2 separate regions of the Homo sapiens genome follow, and region 1 is linked to region 2. A link is a loop called in an ENCODE intact Hi-C map of the cell type or tissue named here. Cell type or tissue: Caco-2. All regions are shown on one strand. Links, peaks and the distances in the headings refer to the core of each region. The heading gives the core; the rest is flanking DNA. Region 1 has its middle 110 kb from the start of MIR9899. Region 2 overlaps LYPD6B (LY6/PLAUR domain containing 6B).

The links. Peaks named below come from ENCODE experiments on the same cell type or tissue, not always from the same donor. Only the 100,000 strongest peaks of a DNase experiment are listed, where the experiment ranks them.
Region 1: it touches region 2 in a loop (2.1-fold over the local background); 1 of 110 quality-filtered maps calls a loop at or near these places.

The regions. Positions count from the first base shown.
Region 1 is chr2:149,217,948-149,225,087 of GRCh38, reverse strand. No RefSeq gene overlaps it. Among named protein-coding and RNA genes, the nearest start is that of MIR9899, 110 kb to the left of the region's middle. RefSeq lists an enhancer at 907-1,408. In Caco-2, for the core only: no CTCF peak of the experiment used is centred there; DNase peaks (open chromatin) are centred at 3,007 and 5,047.
Region 2 is chr2:149,167,003-149,174,142 of GRCh38, reverse strand. All of the region lies in intron 3 of LYPD6B (LY6/PLAUR domain containing 6B), which reads right to left. Among named protein-coding and RNA genes, the nearest start is that of LYPD6B, 130 kb to the right of the region's middle. In Caco-2, for the core only: no CTCF peak of the experiment used is centred there; a DNase peak (open chromatin) is centred at 4,322.

The DNA.
Region 1 (7,140 bases), core at 1,051-5,050, 52 kb before region 2:
ATATTGACCACATAAAAGCTATCTTGTTTATTCCTTACTTTCATATTCTTTCTTAAAGCAAATTTAAGCAATCTAGCCAGTTTTTCATTAGACAGATCTTCCAGCAAGATCAGCAGGAAATTAGAAATGCTGCATTAGGATATTTAGATCATAAGTCTCCAAAACTGGAACCACATCTGTCTGCTGGTTCAATGAAGGCTTGGAAAAACCAATTAATATTACATCAGCATAACAGAAACCCCAGCAAATATGCAGTGAGTTACGACTCGAATGCATCCAAGACGGACTGCACTGCCTCAAGAGTTAATTAGTCACTGTACATATAAATAATCTCACATGTTCTAATTCTCTATCCCAGGCAGGGTAACCCCGGACTTGCAGCCTCTTGCTCCATTTCATGACTAGGTGTTGATTTTACCCTTGTATAAAGATAGGGCCACAGGCCAGAGCAATGGAACAAAGAGCATTCCCCACCAGTACTTATCTTCAAAGTTTCAAGTCACTGAAAATCTGATAGCTGGCAAGTCACGGTCTTATTACTTGAAATTCAAATGCTGATAGAATAAATTTGAAGATAGGAAAGGTTTGAGTATGGAAATGAAAAGAGAGATCAAGAGAGAAAGGTGTTTCCACATTGCCACATTTAGCTTTAAAAAGTCCCTCAAGGGTGTGTCCCCACATATTATTTGGGGTGCTGGCCAATCACAATACCTAACCTGCCCACAGCCACTTTTAAAGGAAATTGCCCACCTAGCTGCTGTAGGCAACACCAGGGACCCATACCCCCTCGACTGTAAGCCATGCTATTATCCCTGCTATTGGACCACAGTTTCCTGGAGCAGAGGCAGCCAGCTTCTAGGCTGGACAGGGTCCTCTGTGGGAGCCTAGAGTGGAAATGACTTCCAAAACAAGAAAGTGCAGAGCAAATCAAATTATGCAGTAGGAACAAATGCAGAAAGAGTGTAAGACAAAAAAGTGACAAGTGCCAAAAAAGCCAGAGTCATGAGGGATTTGAACATCTGAATAAGCAGAAGCTACATCACAGAAAGAGGGTCAGGGAGCCAGTTCCTGGGAGGAGGGATAAAATGAGAAGACACCAAAAGGAAGTATAATTGGAAAGTCACATTAAAGATACTGCAGTAGAGAGAAGATCCAAGCTCTTCTGCTTTATAAGGGTCTTGAATCCCAGTGGGCCTTTAGTTCTAGTCTCAGAGAGAACTGGCTAAACCACATTCTGTTCTGCCCAGGAGGCCTGGTTTCTACATTGCCTTGTAGCTGAGAGACTCGCTTTCTTTTTTCCCCACATATAAAAACTAAGACTCAGATAAGCTGGGCTAATGCTTTTCTGGTGGGCATATTAAAGTCTCCTTATATAACAAGCATCAAGGACAGTGTAGGAACACTCCAGATGAATTTACTTTTAACTGTCAAGTGCAATAGAACTGTTACCCATCAACATCTTGAGAAGCAGGCAAAAGAAGGATAATTAAACCCAGCCTTTCAAATAAGCATCGTTGCAAAGGTTACAAGACACTGCAGAGTTGCCAAACTTGGTGAAATCAATTTCCATTTTGTTGCAGTATGTGTCATGCAGAGATTGCTGAAACCAACAAAATGAAAAGCATTAATAATTGGTATTAATAGCTTGTACAAATTAATGTGCTTATTTGCCTAAAAAAATTAGCCAAACAATTCATTAAATGGAAGCCTTGCACATTATATAGTATGAAGCATAGACTTCCTATTGCTTTTGAAAATGAGGCATTTGAAGATGAGGAAATCTAAGCAGTTGATGAAAACTAAATGGAAATCTCATTGTCAAGAAAATGAAGTCAATTTAATGGAGTGTGGAAGGGGCATCTTAGTGACATCAAAACCACAGAATATATAAAAGGTAGTGAATAAAATATAACCAATTTAAAATGAAATGGAAATAATTTAAGTTTGTAGTTGTTTTGCAGCACTTGCTGACTACCAGATACTTAAAATAGTCATTACTTGATCCTCCTGCAATGCCTAGGAGGGAGATGGAGAATAAATAATAAGTACAAATGGGAAATCAAATGCTGATGAGTTAAGTACTTTGTGAAAAAATATTTCATGGATTCAATTCAAACAGATATTTATTTTGGGGCAAAGCCATGGTTTGCCTGTTGGCTTAGTACAGAAACCAGTGCTGGGCATGGTGGGAGGTGGTAGGAAGAGGGAGCTAAAGACCCTCTGTGCCCAGTTTTTTGTTTATAGTCATATCTCATCATATGCCCAAGCCATGTTCACTTCTTCAAGGACTGAGTTACAGGATTTGATGACTGTTAGACTCTAGGCTTCTTTCTCTGTTCTTCCTGTTCTTCTGCCTGTTCATCTTTATTAAGGATTCCACAGAGTTTGGTTTCTAACTGCTAACTACAAAGGATGAATATGTCAAAAGTTGGCTAAAATTACAGAGTCTTAGAAATGTATCATAAAAAGGCAGAACTTCAGTTACATGGGGCAAAACTGGGAGCGGGAAGAACCTGCCTCTCAAATGGGATAATACATGAGATTGCAAAACCATTTCCTATTCACATCTTATAAATTACTCACCTTCACACCTATTGACCTACACAACACCATCCACCCTTCCTCCATTCAAGAAAAACACAAGTAGTAAGCTACTCTCATTCAACTACTTGATCCCAAACACCTACTCTGAACCAAGCATCTAGCACGTTAGGGCATCAGTCATTCAAACCCTAGCTACTTATAAACTCTCAGAACAGAGCTGCAAGAGCCAAAGCTTGCTCCCTAAGGGTAAACTACTGGGCCAGGCTTGACCCCTAGATTTAAGGCACTGCTGAACCCTAGCAGAGATCTCAAGAGAGCAGGCATTGCCAAGCCCCTCCGTCCGTGTGGTTTTCTTTCTCATCTGTGCAAATCTCCGATTACACTTCCCCTCAAGGCACTGCGGGCTTCGCTGAGTAAAAGAATTAAATGCTTATTAGGATTCTGCACGTGCGCCCTGGGAACTGCATCCCACATACCACAGTGCTGTCCTTGCATCGTTAGCACAAACACTTACCCACATCTGACAAGGGACATCAAACCACTTCAGGTAATTGCATTTCCAGAGCAGCTGATAATGAAACCGGGAAGATTAGCCTTATCCCTTGCCTCACTCAAAAAGTAGATAAAATCTAGCATTTTTGCTTTTTTTTTCCTTCAATAATCCGTCAAAGTTTTGCCTTAAACTATTTGACTGTTTTCTCTCTAATCATGAGCTTTAAGTTTTTAACCATGTTCATTTGTTTGCAATATCTGCTTCATTATCTTATTTAATCATGGATTATCTTTCCACTTAGTTAAACTCACTTTTCATTTTGAAACTTTACATTAAAAAGAAAAATACGGAAGTCATGTCGAATTATTCCACTAATCTATTCTATCAGTCAAATAATAGTTCCTTGCCCTTACACACTTAAAAATGAGACATTATTACAATTATAATAAAAAATCTTTCCCTTGTCTTTCTTCAATTCCTGAATTCTTAAAGCCAGGAAAGTAGAAAAGTGCCAGATCCTAAATACTGCTGAAAAAAACATCCTCCAAAATCAATGTTTGACATTCAATTTAGGATTAATTGTAAGAAAAACTACCACCAAAACAAATGCGGGTGTACTCGTCTGTTTTCACACTGCTAAAAAGAAATATCCGAGACTGGGTAATTTATAAAGGAAAGAAGTTTAGCTGGCTCACAGTTTGGCATGCCTGGGGAGGCCTCAGAAAACTTACAATCGTGGTGGAAGGGGAAGCAGGCATCTTCTTCTCAAGACAGCAGGAGAGCAAAGAGCAGGGGAAACTGCCGCTTTTAAAGCTATCAGATCTCGTGAGAACTCACTCGGTATCATGAGAACAGCGAAAACCACCCTCACAATCCAGTCACCTCCCTCCCTCGACACCTGGGGATTACAGGTCCCTCCCCCCACAAGTGGGGATTACAATTCGAGACGAGATTTGGGTGGGGACACAGAGCCAAACCAAATCATATCAGTGAGTTTACCTATGTTAGTTAAAATACTGCATTATTCCTTATTTTACATTTCCACTTAATTATATATTCATTTCCTTTGTTGGATAAGATATAAAAGGACTTTCCTTGAGGATCTGTCCAGATCTCTGACAAAAAGGCATTCTCTCAGTCCATGAATGAATTAATTTTGGTTTAAATTTATTAGTTACAATGAGGATAAATCTTAATATTCAGGACTCATCTCTGACTCAAGATTGATTGCATAGTAAATCTAGTAATATACAGAAATAACAAATGACTGACAACTTCAGAGAATTCTTCAGAAGACATACTCAAAGAGAAGAAACAAGAACATACCATCTTCAGGAACCATTGACTTCTTGATTGACTTACAGTTGAGCCCTACGGAGTGGTGGGCATGAGTTGGATTAATATCCATTCTAGACACTGAACAGTGAACAAACATAAGGACAAAACCAAAGAAAAAGTATTTGAAGCTTCCCCTTTTTAAGGCAGTTTTTACATTTTCTGCTTCTGCTCACCTGAGGATGATGGCAACAGGTCTGTACAGGTAGGAGCCTATGATCTTGGAGAAGTGAGTGTTTCTGAATGTTTAAGGTTTATTCATTCAGCATGCATTTATTAAGTACCTAGGATATACCATGTGTTTTAGGAGTCAATGTCTTACCCACCCCCATGTTTTGCAGGTTTCCCCTCATACCTCTCTACATTTGTAAGGTTGTGTACACAAAAGTGTATTCTGTGGAAACCAGATGTTTGGTGAAGCAATGTTCCTCTCATGGAATAGTTTGGGAAGTGCTGCATGCTCTTGCAGATTTACAATGTACATTAATCACAAGAGAGCACAATGGGAATTACAGTAGTCACGGGAGCTTCTCTGTCTGTGTCTGCTTCTTGCTAGCTGTGTGCTTCAGGCAAGTCCATGCAGCTCTCAAAGACAAAGGCCCCCTCTCTTATCTCTGACATGATAGCATTGCCTCAGCCATCTTAACAATGGCCTCCACACAGCCTCACATTGTGGGAATCTGTAGCAGACAGTTCTGGCTGCTTATCTAGATGCATTTCTTTCTGCCTCCTTTCTCGTGCCTGCTTTGTTCAGATATCTAGCCTCCACCGTGCACCACACATGCCTCAGGGACACTGAGCTTCCTTTGGCTGAAGTAAGCCAAGGGTGACCACAGCTTTCTGGCTTGTGATTTGCTGGAAAGCTGGGTAAAGGCCTTTAGACCTTTTCTTGGAGAGCTTCCAGAAGCATCCCCCTGCCTGTTTCCCTGGACACTGGGTAGGCAGTATGGCCCTGCTATAGCCATCTAGTTACCAAAGGATATGAGGCAAGGGAGAACCAATAGAACAGCACAGGATGGGGCTGGAACCACTGGACTAAGTCCACCTTGAAGCCCTCTCTCTCTGAACCTCCAGTAATGTAAGCCAAGAAATTCATTTATGCCAATTTGGGACTCTGTTATTTGTAGTTGAAGTTATCTGATGGCTACAGCCCTCTAAAAGAGATGCCCTCCCTGACTGAGGATCCTCACAAATCTAATCAGAGTTTATCTTCAAGACTTGCTTGCCCTGTGTTGCCTGTCCTCTTTTGGAAAATATTTGCATTGGAACTGATTTTGAGTCTGCACTTAGGCCCTGTGGATGGGCTCACCTTGCCCATTGCTTTGCATGGCTTCTTACTGCCGCACTCAGCTATGATGCCCAGGGATTCAAGTCAGTGCTCAGAGCCCTTGACATCCTGCTTGCCTGGAAGGGGACCCAGAATCCCTTCCTGGAGCTCCCATTTGTCCTAGGCAATTCAGGGCCATTCTCAACGTGGCAGCTCTGCCAATCCACAATGTCCTCCACGTGCTCCCAGACCCTTAGCTGGAACCAATTTTCCTGAACTAAAAAAGTCCTTGTGTGGTGGCTTAGGAGACTGTGAGCTCTCAACACAGAGCTCTGCAGCCTTATGTTGAGGGCCTGGGTTATTTTTTTCTAAAAAATGATGCCCTAAGACTACCAGGGTGAGAATCATCAATATCAGAATCAGATGCTTGTTAAAAATGAAGATTCTCAGACCTGCTAAATAGTACTTCCGGCATTGAGCTGCAGAAGCCCTATTTTTCACAGCCCCAACCAGAATGATCTCAACTCTGGATCACCCTAAAGACAGCTCAGCTTCCAGTCTCAGCATCTGATGAAATAGAAGCCAAGGCAAGGAGTGAGGGGGGCTGGGCAGGAGACAGAATTGTGAAGATGAGAGGGGAGTGGGAAGAGTAACAGAAAGATGCTGCACTGTTTCAGATACACAGTAGAGAAACTGTGACTAAAGGTGGACTCAAATCACAACTGTTTTTCAGTTTCTTGGACTTTCACCTTTGCCCATTTGTTAGCCTTTGTCTTCTGGCATGATCTGCACCCAGACACAATCAGTATCACCATGTAACCCTCTACAAATCCTATAGTTGACAACACATAATGATGCAATAAAATAAAATAGAATAAAATGTCCAAGATCCAAAGGTCATAGCAAACTTTGTAACTGGTGAGCTACATATCACAAGTTTCACCTAGGGATGATTTCACGAATGTAAAACATAGTTTCCCGATTTCATGCCACACCTCATCTCCCATGTCCATGCGTGTCCTCATTGTTCATTTCATGCTTTGCATGGCTTCATAAGTTCCTTTCCAGTGAGAAAGAGAAACCAACCCACCTTCATTTTCTTCCTTTTTCTTATGAAATATATTTTACCCAGTGATTGACATGACAGAATGCAGATTGTATAGAAAGTAATGCCGATAATTTCTGACTGCTTTCACTCAGAATTGAATTTAGGGAGCATTTACACGTGGGTGGGGAAAGGTGTTAGGTAACTTTTTTTTTCAAGGAATGATTGATGGATGGAATTCAAAGTTTATTCTAGAATGTAGATCTATTCAAAGTGGACCTTTGACAGGCCATTCCCTCAGATCTTGCTCATATTCATAGCTAATCCCCTTGTCTCTTTTATACTAACAAATCTACATGTTCCCCGTCTTTCCTCACTCCACTACTGTGATTCTCATTGGACATTTTGACACCAAAGTATTTCTCATTTTCTTACTCACTAGGGGCAAATTAAATT
Region 2 (7,140 bases), core at 1,946-5,945:
AATAAAATATCTAGGAATACAGCTAATAAGGGAAGTGAAGGACCTCTTCAATGAGAACTACAAACCACTGCTCAAAGAAATCAGAGATGACACAAATAAATGGAAAAACATTCCATGGTCATGGAAAGGAGGCATCAATATTGTGAAAATGGCCGTACTGCCCAAAGCAATTTATAGATTCAATACTATTCCCATTAAACTATCATTGACATTCTTCACAGAATTAGACTATAAGGTTTCTGAAAGCAGGAACCATGTCTTGTAAACTGAGTACTAGACATGACACTGAACATTCACAAATAAACAAATCTCTGAATTAATAAATAAAGGTGTAGATTAATGTGCAGATAAGTAGCTGGTTTGTAAGCAAACAGAAAAAAAAGGAAGTGATTAGTTAGGTCCAGGATGTGTATCATAACGTAAAGTCAAGCCAAACAAATCTCCCTTCTTTTGTGACATGGTTACAAGATATTACATCAGTAGAGTTCCATACACAACCTAGATTTTGGCAAAGCAATAAATAGAATATTCTATCCTTAGGGAAATGATAGCAAATTATAAGCTGCCAAATAATTTTTTTAATAGATGAGTCTCAACCCTAAATGTGCTAATAGTATCCTGCGGAACTCTGTCATTTATTGTAGTTAACATTTTTATCAATTACTTGAATGAATGAATTACTTGAATGAAGATAAGAAGACATTTTATCAAACTTACTGATGGCACAAAGCCAGGAATGGCAGCTACTATGTTTCATAGCAGAATCAAGATGCAAAAAAAAAAAAAAAAAAAAGGCCTGACAGACTAAAGCATCAAGCTGAAATCAACAAGATGTTAAATATAAACTTATGGTTCAAATAATCAACAGAACGGGCAAAGAATAACCAAGACCTTGCTAGTTAGCAATTCGTCTATATGAATTATAAGTAATTACAAACACCATGTCTTTTTTTAAAAAAAAAAACACAGTAATAGTGCTGCTGCTTAAAGAAACTAATGCACAACTGAACCTCATCCTGAATCAAACAAAATTCTTCTTCACGATTGTATTAGTCAGGTTTTTCCAGAGAAATTCAACCCATAGAACATATATATAAATATGTGAATATATATACATATATGTACACACACATATATATAAGCGCATATATATATATATATATGCTTATTAAAAGGTATTGGCTTATGATATTAGAAAGGCCAAAAAGCCCCATCTGCAAGCTGGTGGTATAGTTTGAAGACCTGGAGAGCTGGGAGCTAATGGTGTTGATTCCAGTCAGAGTCTGAAGGCCTGAGAACCAGGAGCACTGAAGGCAGAACATCCATGTCTCAGCTCAAGCAGTCAGGCAGAGAGAGCTAATTCAATCCTCCTCTGCCTTTTCGTTCTGTTCAGGCCCTTAATGGATTGGACAGTACCCACCTACATAGAAGAGGGCCATCTACCAATTAAAGTTTAGCTCATCTCTTCTAGAAACATCCTCACAGACACACCCAGAAATAATGTTTTACTAACTATCTGGGCATCCCAGACCATCATGATGAGTGTGATCACCATTGGAATAGTACATCCAGTTCTGATTAGGAGGTCCACAGAACAGATGTCCTGGTTGTACCACTGAACAAGGCATAATCTCATCCTGCATCAACTCTGACCTGAAATCACCTCTCCAAGAAGAGCTTTGCCCTTACAAATCCACGCATGTGGTCGGGTAGGTTTTGAAGCCCATGATGACTGGTCTGAAGGAGGAGATCCTGCTGCTGATACCTTAATGTAAGGAGGGTGATATGGTTTGGCTGTGTCCCCACCCAAATCTCATTGTAGTTTCCATAATCCTCACATGACATGGGAGAGACCCAGTAGAAGGTAATTGAATCACGGGGGTGGCTATCCCCATGCTGCTATTCTTGTGATAGTGAGTGAATTCTCATACGGTCTAATAAGTTTATAAGGGGCTTCTCCCCCTTTTGCTCATTCTTCTTCTTCCTGCCGCCATGTGAAGAAGGACATGTTTGCTTCCCCTTCTGCCATGATTGTAAGTTTCCTGAGGCCTCCCCAGCCATGCTGAACTGTGAGTCAATTAAACCTCTTTCCTTTGTAAATTACCCAGTCTCAGTATATCTTTAGTAGCAGCATGATAACAAACTAATACAGAGGCATACGGAAAATGAGGAGGAAATGAGCCAAAAGGGCAGAGGGTAGAAACCAGGGGCCTGGGAGCCACAAAGCAGGGTGCTTGAATTGAAGACATGCAATTCAGGATGGAGGGGAATCACAATGCCATGGGCTCTCACATAGATCATTGGTTTTTATTGTAGATCCTAGGAAAGAAATCACAGAGCAAATTTCAGTAGTAGAGTGTTTTCTCCCTAAACCAACAGAACATCTTCAGCAGCATAGCGCCAATGTTCTTACATCTTTAAATAGTGGAGAAGAGCATTGAAAAAATGTTTTTCTTATTCAAAACCTTTCCCTGCCATCCATATGTTATTGTAAAGATGTGGCCTTTCTTGAGTCCCCCTTTCCATATACTCCTTTCCTCTCCACCTATCCCACTCACAGATATAAAGTAACAACAAGAAAATAGGCTGGGGATATAGGATCAAAAAAAAAAAATCAGACTTCAAAAAAGAGCTCTCACGTAAGGAATGAGAAAAACAGAATTCCTATCCTTGAGTTATAAAAATTGAAAGGGAAGGGGAATTTTGCAGACCCAGATACTGATGAAATGAAGAGAAAGACATCAAGTCTACACAAAAGGTAATAAAATATGTTATTTGTTTTTTGATAATGAAAAAGAAAATAAATCATTAAAATGACTGTCAGAATGCCTCAAGGAGAAGGGCATGGAATAGGACTTGGCTATAAATGTTGTGGACAGTAATAAAAGACTTGGTGTTGCTTCCTTAGCATTTGCCTGGGTTGAGCCTTCCTATTTCACACAGGAATCGCAGGCAATGGTAAAGTCAATCTGCTCCCGGGCACACATTATTGCCTTTCCATTCAGGCCTTATCTGAGAGTCCCAGAGTGGCTGCTCCCACCTGCAACCAGGTCCTATCTCACACTGACCCGACAGGACATGCTGTCAAACTGCCAGGGCTTCAGGATCACCACTTGTTTTATTTTCACAGCTACTAATTATTTCATACATGCCTGCTTATAAAACATTTATTTTTCTTAGTTCTCAGGATTCAAGATGAAGAAGATAAAGTTCCTGCCCCAAGAAGCTCTGTATAAAGTCTAAAGGGCCTGGGATTAATTCTGTGTTGTTTAATGATGTATTTCAAGTGCCTGAAGACAAAGAAAGGTGACAGAATAGCTGTTAGAATAGTGACTGTTGGTTTTATTTAAACCTAGGAAGGATTAGTTGGGAATTTGTAGAAAAAAGGTAGGATTTTCTATTAACCCACAAACTTACATTCAGCATTCTGCCTTGAGTACTTTCTTTTGATTTTCTACATGCCAGGTTTTCCCATAAACCATAATGTTTCAAAATACAGCTCCTACTCAAAGCTATGTGTCTCTAGATCTGTAATAAATATAAATATTAAGACTTTTGAAATAAACTAAACCTTGAAATGAACTGAACACACATGCCTATCAATATTGATTTCTATAACTACCCATACATCCAAATTTAATCCAGGACAATCCAGTCTCACATTTGTCTCCCAAATCAGGCACAACAGGACATAGCACAGAGAACAGAATATAGCACAGAGAACAGTGACGTGATAGAAGACAGATGGTATTTGTAAAATGGAAATGACTCCAGCTGCCTTTCAATAGTCCTCATCTATGATGGCATATGTCAAGTGTGAAAGCCCTCTCAGCACTGTCACAAGAACAAGGCCTGAAAAAAGGTTTACTAAAATCCCCCATGAATACTGAGTGGTTAACATGCAACATGACTATGAAATTACAAGCAAGAGGTACAGGCAAATAACTATCCATTTTCATAGCTGTATCTTTGCCCTTGTGATCAACCAGATTAGCTGTATCATTCTGTACTGACCATTAAGATGGCCACTTTTGGCAATACTGACCAATACAATTTTTCAAATAGAGACATGGCTGAAGACCTGGGCCTATGAAATATCTTTCCAGAAGGATCCACAGCTTCCATGTCCAAGGCACATTTATATAATTCATATTACTAAACAGAAACCTTGGCCCTAGACTCCCATTGCCTGGAGATTTTTATTCAGTGGAAACCAAAATGTACCAGCCTGGATGACTCAGGGGGAGTGGTAATGATGGGATGAGTAATCGTTCTCTTGAAGTTGCTAGTTAGGATAAGAACAGTTGTTCATTACCTGGCGGGACAGGTTTCTCAGGCTGGCAGGGAACAGAACAAATAAATCAATGTCGCTTTCCTCCCTAACATCTTAAAACCCTGTATTTAAAGTCTGCATTTCAGCTCACAACTCAAGGAAGACAATCCCCAGAACTATCCATCTGGCCTCTGGTGATAACAGGGATCGACTGATAGGTGAAAAATGGAAGAGAAGAGATTTGTAACTTCAGTTTCAGGAGAAAAATCCTATGGGAACACTAGCTGGTTGTCTCTCTTAGGTCACTCCCTTGGTTATTTTAGGAATCCCTTGTATACAACTAATGCAGTGTCTTTTTGAAACAAGCCAAACACATATGTTGACAAGGAACAGTAAAAGCCTCTAAAATGGCAGTCCAGTTTAAAGACTTGACAATTGAGAACCTTATCCCCTTCAAAGTCATGCTCCAATCAGACTACCAGAGTAACACTTCCTCCTGTTTAGTCAATCAGGACTACAAATGCCTGCCAGCTTTGCTTTTTAGTAGGTTTAGTTAATTAACATGAGTTTGCCTTTGGCTTTTGCTAACATTGCCTGTTTTGGGGAAGAGACATGTCCAAGAGAAGGACATGAGTGTGATGTGTGTGTTGAAGATGGACAGGTGAGAGACAGCTAGGTCTCTCACCTAGACCCCCAAGAGCGGGTCCATGCATGAATTAGGGTATTTCCTAATTAATCTGAATTAATCATTTCCTAATTAATCTGAATCTCCTTACCATTTCCATAGTGCATTACTCAAATTTACCCTTTTTGAGGGGATATGTTAAAATACAGTTTAATTACAAATGAAGCACTATTTAAAAACCTATAGAAAATACACTGATTTAATAGATGACAAGTAACTGTCTACATAATTGTTGCCCATTAGAGTTCTGTTAGATAATACCTAAATAGGCTCATACCATGTGTGATTTTGGCAACAATCTGTTTGGGTATACTGCTAAGGCCCCAAAGTAAACTTACAAAGACTTGACCACACACTTGATCAAAGAATACCTGAGGCTTAATGCAAAAGAGAAGCTAGGCCCCTATGATCAGAGTGTGTGCTGCAGGTTATATTATTGTCCAAACACATTCATTCATTGTCTATCTGGTGGCACCACACTGGTGGTTACATAGATCTGCCATCCAGGAATAACAACCTTTACCCTTTTTGTTCTAGCAAGACCTACATTCAGAGAACAGGCATGGGGAGCCACAGCTGATAGCAGACAGAACTCAATATTCACAGCTTAAATATGGAAATGACCATGGTGAGAACAGGCAAATCAGGCATGGGCTTGTCGTATTTAGACACAGAAGAGGTTTTCATCTCCATTCTAGAAAGACTTTCTAAGGATGAAATTTCAAGGGCAGGTTAAAGTTAAATTTGGAATGTGATGCTTTGGTTGGATTGTTGATAACAAGCTTTAAAGAAGGTGCCACTGAGGATTATGAGAACGTTGCTAAAGTGGCTGCTACTGTGGACTGGAACCTGACGGGCACATGTGCAAATGTGTAAATATGCCTTTAACCATTGAAAGCACCATCCCCAGCTCCTCTTCCTCACCAGGAACCAGCCTAGAGCAAGGTTCTTTTTTTTTTTTTTTTTTTTTTTTGAGACAGAGCCTCACTCTGTTGCCCAGGCTACAGTGCAGTGGTGCAATCTCTTGGCTCACTGCAAACTCCGCCTCCCCCGTTCTAGCAACTCTCCTGCCTCAGCCTCCTGAGTAGCTGAGACTACAGGCAAATGCCCCTGCGTCTGGCTAATTTTTGTATTTCTTGTAGAGATTGGGTTTTGACATGTTTGCCATGCTGGTCTTGAACTCCTGACCTCAAGTGATCCACTTGCCAAGGCCTTCCAAAGTTTACAGGCATGAGCCACCACACCTGGCCCAAAGGTCTTTTTAAAAAAACAAAAACAAAAACAAAAAACATAAAAAAACCTCTATGTTTATTATTGTTAAGCAATCATCGTCACTGCAAAGAAAAATATAAAAAGAAGGGGCTTCCACAGACTTTCAAGTATTGTCTTTCCTGCAACACTGGTCATAAAACCAACAAGAAAGGGGAGCAATTAAACCCAGAAATCCTAGGGTGAGTCAAAATTGCAGTGACTTAAAGGAATTGCCACATCTGAAACATCCTCTATGGTGATAAGGTGAATAAAACCTCCCTTTCAGGAAGGAGGATGACTTACTCATGCACGTGAGGACCCTGTGGTGAACCACAATTTTCTGAGCCTGCTCCCCCACTGTCCCAGAAGACCCAGCTGTCTCTCATCTATACCTCCCCACACACGTACCACACTCACATCCTTCTCCTGGGCACCACTAGTGCCCCAAAAAAGGCAATGTTAGCAAAAGCCAAAGGCAAACTCATGTTAATCAACCAAACCTCCTAAAAAGCAAAGCTGCAGGCTTTGGTAGTCCTGATTGACCAAGCAGGAGGCAGCAAAAAGGACAGTGGTAGGTTTGCCAGATATATCACAGAAAGCAATTAAGTTTATGGCAGGGAAAAAACAGCTCCAAAGCCCCCTGAAACAAAAGACGCTTCCTGCCTGTAGTCTGTCCTGGGCCATTCTGTCATAATGGCAGGCTGAGCTATTCAACTGCAGCAGCCAACAGTAAAATACTGTTTGGAGAGAGAACCAGCCCAATCTCGACTGCAGAGACCTGCCTGTCAGGTTTTCATTTCTATGCTAGGGGATAAACTGTCCCAGCTGGTTTGAATAAGAAACGAGGAAAGTGAGCATCCACAAGAGAAAAAAAAAAAACACTTAATGCAGAAGAGGATTATAAACTCTTCAAGATTAGTTGAAGGAAAAG